Linked DNA regions of Mus musculus: region 1 is linked to region 2. The links are chromatin contacts, found by Hi-C or POLR2A ChIA-PET in ENCODE. All regions are on one chromosome and are shown on one strand. The core of a region is the stretch at or near the end of the contact, and the rest is flanking DNA. Distances in the headings are between cores, read along the strand shown. Region 1 holds the start of Pkm (pyruvate kinase, muscle). Region 2 holds the start of Bbs4 (Bardet-Biedl syndrome 4 (human)).

The links. A loop is a pair of places that touch in the nucleus more often than their neighbours do. ChIA-PET counts read pairs that join two places held with the same protein, here RNA polymerase II (POLR2A).
Region 1: POLR2A ChIA-PET joins it to region 2 with 10 read pairs in embryonic stem cell. The contact joins the promoter of Pkm here to the promoter of Bbs4 in region 2. A Hi-C loop is called at or near these places in 1 of 37 maps with a recorded cell type or tissue (v-Abl transformed pro-B cells). POLR2A ChIA-PET finds 5 or more read pairs at or near these places in 3 of 5 experiments (Patski and embryonic stem cell).

What each region holds. Positions count from the first base shown.
Region 1 is chr9:59,655,259-59,658,516 of GRCm38, forward strand. It overlaps Pkm (pyruvate kinase, muscle), which reads left to right and starts at 1,318. Exons shown (of 11, transcript NM_011099.4): 1 at 1,318-1,391. Gm51708 (a long non-coding RNA gene) reads right to left here and starts at 648. Exons shown (of 4, transcript XR_003948336.1): 1 at 579-648.
Region 2 is chr9:59,351,778-59,355,031 of GRCm38, forward strand. It overlaps Bbs4 (Bardet-Biedl syndrome 4 (human)), which reads right to left and starts at 1,731. Exons shown (of 16, transcript NM_175325.3): 1 at 1,633-1,731. The coding sequence starts at 1,656.

The DNA of each region.
Region 1 (3,258 bases), core at 68-2,567, 300 kb after region 2:
TGTCCAAGGCACAAAGAGGTCATTTCTTCTACCCCCTTCTCTTGCAGAAAGGAATGATTTCCTCCACAGATATAACCTCCCCCTCCCCAACTTCATGTTCTTTCCACCATAATAACCAAGCATTTACTTCCCTAAACTAAGGGGACCAAGGGGACTTATAGAAGAAACTAAAAAACTTTATTTCACTACAAATTGCATTTATGTTACCCTTCCCTCTAATCAAAACTGACCGAAAATGGGATGAAGGCCTGTGATTCAACTACAAAGAAGTGTCTGCTTGAAATGGTCACACCCATCTTTTACCAAGAAAAACAAAAGAACAAAACAAAACCAAAAAAAATCCAAAACCTAAGGTACAGTCTTCCCATTTAGAATGTGGCAACATTGTATCTGCTTTCAAAACTCTGCGGAATGAAGACTAGTGTTAACAGTTGGGAAATTAGAAAATACTTTGTAGGGAAAAAATTGTTAATGCCTCCAATACTACAAATTTAAATACATACACGCCTGAGTCAAAAACCAGTGTTGACTCCTGCATAGATAATGGCTACACGTAGGTCCAGTTCTGCACTAATTACCTTGGATTGGTTTGCTGCGTCCAGGTCCAGGCATTTTAAAAGTGCAGGATTCGAGACTCAAAGTATTAACATGGGTCCAATCTAGCCCTCCTTATTAGGAGGTCGCGCTCACGTTCCAAAGAGAGACTTAAGTTCTTCCTACCCAGCCTCTAAGTCTGGAACCCTCTAGGAGGCAGCCCAGACCTTCCACCACTCTCTTGCTCCCATCACCCCAGCTTCCCGTTCCGCTCAGCCTCAGAGGGTGTACTGGGGCGGGCGCCGGGAGGGTGGAGAGTCTCCGGGCGGGGCTGGAGGAATGTCCGTGGACCTATAAATCTGGGCACCGCCCTGGTAGGCCAGGGCAGATGGGGAGACCTGGGCAAAAGGCCAAAAAGGGAACATTTTGTAGCCGATCTAAAGCAACAGGTGGCGGTGGCGCCCGGGAACCTAGGGGTGGTGGTGGCGGCGGCGGCGCTGGCCCGGTGGGCGGGCCTTGCTCCCTCACCACTTCCCCATTGGTCAACAGGATAACCCTTGAGCAAATTTGGTCTACGATGTCCTTCCGCCACGGAAGGTAGTCCTCCTCAAAAGGGCAACCTGCTTGTCCCGCCTACCCTGAGCTTCTCTCAGGAGGTGCGGGCGCCCCGTTGAGAGGCGGGGCGCCGCCGGCCGCAGCCCGGATTGGGCGAGGGGCGGGGCTGCGGAGGGATTGCGGCGGCCCGCAGCTGTGATAACCTTGAGGCCCAGTCGGCGCAGCCCCGCACAGCAGCGACTCGTCTTCACTTGACTGACGTCCGCTCTAGGTATCGCAGCAGGAACCGAAGTACGCCCGAGGTGAGCGGGGAGAACCTAAGCCATCTGTCCCCAGAGCCGATGCCCACTGGTGTGTAACGCAGGCCTGCCTGCCCACGCGGGACTCAGGCGCCAGGCATCGAGCATCCCACTCCGGGTTGGGGAGGAGCCACACTTGAGTCCAAGTCTTAATCCTCCAAATTGAGGGTGGCCGGCTAGCTCCTTTCCCACGGTCTCATTCTGCTCTCTCTTCCATCTCAATCTGGTTCCAGCCTCTTATCTTACTATTGCTATCCTCGCCACCCTGTTCTCGCCCTGCTCCGATGCTCGTCCTCCTACATCCACTACGACTTACGACCTTCCTCTTAGCTCTGTGCCCTCATAATTCGGTGCCCTCCTCTTAATCTCTACTTGAAATAATTCCCCTACTCACCCCACCCCCACCCCCCATTCAGCCTCCGCGTTCATCCTCCTTTCAGGTCAGCGTTCTCTTCCCGCGCCAGTGTTCGCAGCTCTTCGTCGCCCCTCCCCCCTCCGATCCGGTCACGTCCGCGCCGCAGCATCCTTTCAACCTCCATATCCTCGCCCCTCCCCCTCGCAGCTTTTCCCCTCCCCCCGCATTCTAGTCACGTCCGCGGACTCCTCGTGGTCCGGTGCATGGAGGTAGGATGCAGTCACTAGCGGTCCTTGGTAATGCAGCTACAAGTTACGTAACTTTTGTATTCCCGGTGGCCTGGCAAGAAAGGTTGGCCGCTATTGCTGCCTGTTTTGTGTGCCCGCAGATTTTTGGTGGTGGGCACGGGCCCTCATTGCTCTCGCGCTCCATCCTGCGGCGGAGGGGCGGCACGTACTGCGATGCGTCTGATTAATCGGTCATGCTGCTCCCACGTGCTGGCGAGGGGGAGGGTGGGCGATCAACCCATACCCGTTCCCGACAGAAACTGGAGCCCGACGCTACCAGAACACACATAGCCCACAGAGCTCGGTCTAATTAGGGAAGCAGATTTTGTCAAGTCAGTGCTATGAGGAAGATGGGGCTGCATGCACAAGGTGGCCGGCATACTGGTTTTGAAAAAGCCGGGCATCTTCTAGTCTGAAGGCTATAAAGACCCAGTAAATACCCAGTCATAGTAAGATAAGAGCTCGACCACTTTTTCCAAATCCAGGACACTGGTAGTTTGGAAAAAGTGAACCTTATAGTGAAAATCCAGTCGTGCATGGAGGCAGCTAGGTTTTGGAATCCGGTGTGATCTATTAATATTCTTAGGTTTGGCCTCTGGTCCTGTGTCACTCCAGGCTGCTAAATTACTGGTCTCCTTGTAAGTACGGGCCATCCTCGATGTAGTGACTAACCTCGGGTGAAATATCCAGAAGGGCATGCATTATATCCTTTTGGTCAATGAATGAAGTAGTTACCTTGAAGGCTACCAACTTGATTCTGTCTCCTTACTATTTTTATGCACATTAGGGGTAAGCTTGGGGAGGCAGGTAGGCTCTGAATACCCAGTATGCCCATGGAAACAAATTCTCTCTGGAATCCCGTCAGTGTTTACAAAGTAATTAATGTTACATTGCAGCTCTCCTGAGAAAGAGCTATCTAAAGGGAGAAATCTGTGCAGCCTTTGTCTTTGGCTGTGAGGGTAGAAACAAAGAAACAGGTACCCAGATAGAAGCCTTCCGGTCCTCTTTGTTCAAGTAAGCCTTTTATGCCTTCTGGCTTGTAGGAAGTTTGGTACTGTTGCCCCAACAGTGGGGTGGGGGGGCTCAGATCAAGACTCAAGGAAGCATTGTTAGCAAATAATTTGCCCTCTGATGGCCTGATTATGCTGTAGGAAAGGCAGTGAGGGTGTTCTTTGGGAAAGTAGTGTAAACCATCACCGGGTCTGGGCAAGATGACTCAACCTTTCAA
Region 2 (3,254 bases), core at 481-2,980:
TCCCTGGGAACTGACATCCTACTTGGCAGAAAGAGACATGTACACAGGTAACTGACATCCTGGTTGGCAAGTTAAGACATGAATATTAGACAAGTCCCATCCTGGTAGAGAAGTTAGGACATGAATATTAGACAAGGCAGGTTTCCTGCCACAGTTGAATACCCCAACCAATGGGAGCAGGGTAAATGCACAACAAAACATGTTCCTAAGGAAATCCTATCCCTAAATCCTGATTGGTGAAATAATTTGGCACAGATGTTTGTGGATTTGGGGCTTAAAAACCCTGTAAGATCTTAACTTGGGGTCATGGTTCAGTTCCCGAATCTGGACCATGGCCCTAGTTGACCAGTCCTGGGGCATCTGCTCAATAAACTATCCCTGTCTGACTGCGATCAGTGTTTGTGTGGTTTGTGAAGAGATTCCTAGACTCCAGGAGTATGCATGTATTATTTAGACATGAAAAAGAATAAGGTGTAATCTGTAGTACTGTGGAAAAATTATGCTAAGTAAAATATGCCTGGCAGAGAAAGCCAAAGCATGTTCTCACTCCTATGTGGAAACTAAAAAAGCTGATCTCAACGGGGTAGCACACACCTTTAATCCCAGGCAGCCTAGTCTACTCTCTAGTTCTAGGTCAGTTGGGGATACACAAATAAACCCTATCTTTACAAAAAGGAACAAACAAAGTTGATTTCATGGAAATAGAGAGTAGAACAAGAGGTCACCAAAAGTTAGGAAAGGGAAAAGATGGAGAGAAACATTCAATAATATTCAATAACAGGAGCCAAATACCAACAGACAGAAGCAAATGCTTATGTGGGGGCTACTGTTTGCAACAGTTTATATGCTGAGATGGAAATGGTAATGACCCTGACTTGACCATCACACACAGTACACTTTGTACCGACGTATCATCACACTGTACCTCATAAACATACAACTATAAGTCAATCCAAAAAAAAGGAGCTAGGAGTGATGACGCACTCCTGTAAATCCCAGAAGTCAGGGGATTAAAGGTGGCTAATCCGTAGCCAACATGAACTACAGGTGCAAATACCATGTACATACAAGACTGTCACAAACAAGCAAGGTCATGAGTGATGCAAAAAGCCAGTTACTTCTGGGTCAGCCTGAATTCACAGAGGCTGTTGTAGAATTAACTAACGATTTAAACCAGCTGAGTTCTGAAACAGGGCTTTTCCGAAATCTAATCGCAGCTGGGAAAACAAGCCAGTCGCAGTGAGAGGGCAGGGGCGCTGAATGGTTCCAGGCTTCATCCAATTAAATTACCAATCTATGGGATATCAAAAACTGCCTAATGAAGGTGCAGTAACCCCCACCTCACGCCCACCCTCAAATCCTAAGAGTAGGAAAAACACCATTTCCAAAAAACCTCTCTTCTCTGCCCAATCCCAAAACAGACGAAGCGCTGCACACAGGTCAGCATTCGCCAAACGCCCAGCCAGGCGGGGAGCTGGACCGCGCCGCCTCCCGGAGGGACTACTTGGCGTACGCCCCGGCCCCGCCACCCCAGCCCCGCTGGCCGCCCCGGCCTGGCCCCGCCTGGCCCGGCCCCGCCACGACGCTCCGCCCTGAGGCCGCCGCTAAGCCTCCGAGAATCTCCCCGCTTACCATCCCAAGCTTCACTTCAGCCATCTTGGCTCCGCCCACCGCTTCGCGACCGGAAGCCGACCGTTTCCCGGGCGACCAGCTGAGCAGGAAGTCAAAGCCAGGGAAGGAAGGAGGAACCTGAGCCCCTAAGGAGTTGTGAGTGGAAGGTCAGGCTGTGAGGTCAGTGAGTTCCAGGGTCTCAGCCACAGATGGATGGCTTAGCTCGGAAGGAATAGGTGAGGGGACTCGCAGCCAGAGCTTAGATAGCTCTGCACCGGGCTGGACGAATTTAGAGTGGAGCGTGTCAGTTAGATAGTAGACAACGAAGTTTATAACTTATGTTTCCAAGAGATTTGGTCTAAGCCTTACATTGGCAACAAAGTTTTTCAATGACATTTTGTGAGGAAAATATGCTTTCATCGCCAGTGGAAACAAATTGGTCAAGCTTCCAATAAGAGCAGCTTAGCCACAACTACCAAAATTAAAAATGCTTATAACCTTAACCCAACTGTTTCAATTATAGGAATTTATTCTATACATATAGACATAAGACATGGCTTTACATACAGAGGTATCCGATGTATCATTGTTTGGAATAACCAACACCCAAAAAAACAACCTAAATACCCAACAGTAGAAATCAAATAAATGATAAGTTCATATTGTGTGGCATCTGAAAAGAGACAACTATTTACATGGTAAGAGAATTGCCAAGGTATTCTATTATCAGATAAGGACAATGTGCAAGAAATGCATACAGTGTCTATGTTAATAAGAAGAAAGCAAAACTAAGAATATTATGTACATAATTCTTTATTAGAAAATATTTCAACTTGGGCGTGATGGTGCATGCCTTTAATCCCAGCACTCGGGAGGCAGAGGCAGGTGGATTTCTGAGTTCGAGGCCAGCCTGGTCTACAAAGTGAGTTCCAGGACAGTCAAGGCTATACAGAGAAACCCTGTCTCAAAAAAGAAAAAAAAGAAAGAAAATATTTCTAGGATATTTAAATACTAAAAGTGGTTCTCTCTAGGGAAGAGAACTGTATAGCAGGCAAGCAAAGAGCAGAGGTAGGCTGTTTAGAACTGTAATTTTACTCTACATGGACATACTTGTTTGTTTGTTTGTTTGTTTGTTTGTTTTCGAGACTGGGTTTCTCTGTGTAGCCCTGGCTGTCCTGGAACTCACACTGTAGACCAGGCTGGCCTCGAACTCAGAAATCCGCCTGCCAATGCCTGCTCTTTGGAAGGCAGAGGCAAATGGATCTTTGTGAGTCTGAGACCAGCCTGATCTACACAAAGTTCCAGGAAGGACAGTCAGGACTATGTAACAAGACCTTTTCTCAAAACGTTTAAAATAAAATAAAATGGATGCCAAAAAATGATAATCTAAGAGAGACTACTTTCCTTAGAAAAAAGAGATGGCACAAGAAATGGAAAACCAGGTAGGTGGAGGCACACACCAGCATTTGAGAGGCTGCAGACAGATCAGACTTTCATAAACAGTATTAGTAACATAGTGAGTTCCAGGTTAGCCTGCCTGGCTTCATAAAATCCTGTCGACAGACAGACAGACAGACATAGATAGATGAAATCCTGTTTCTGGATAGATGGGTGGATGGATGGGTGGACAGACAGAAGTAGAA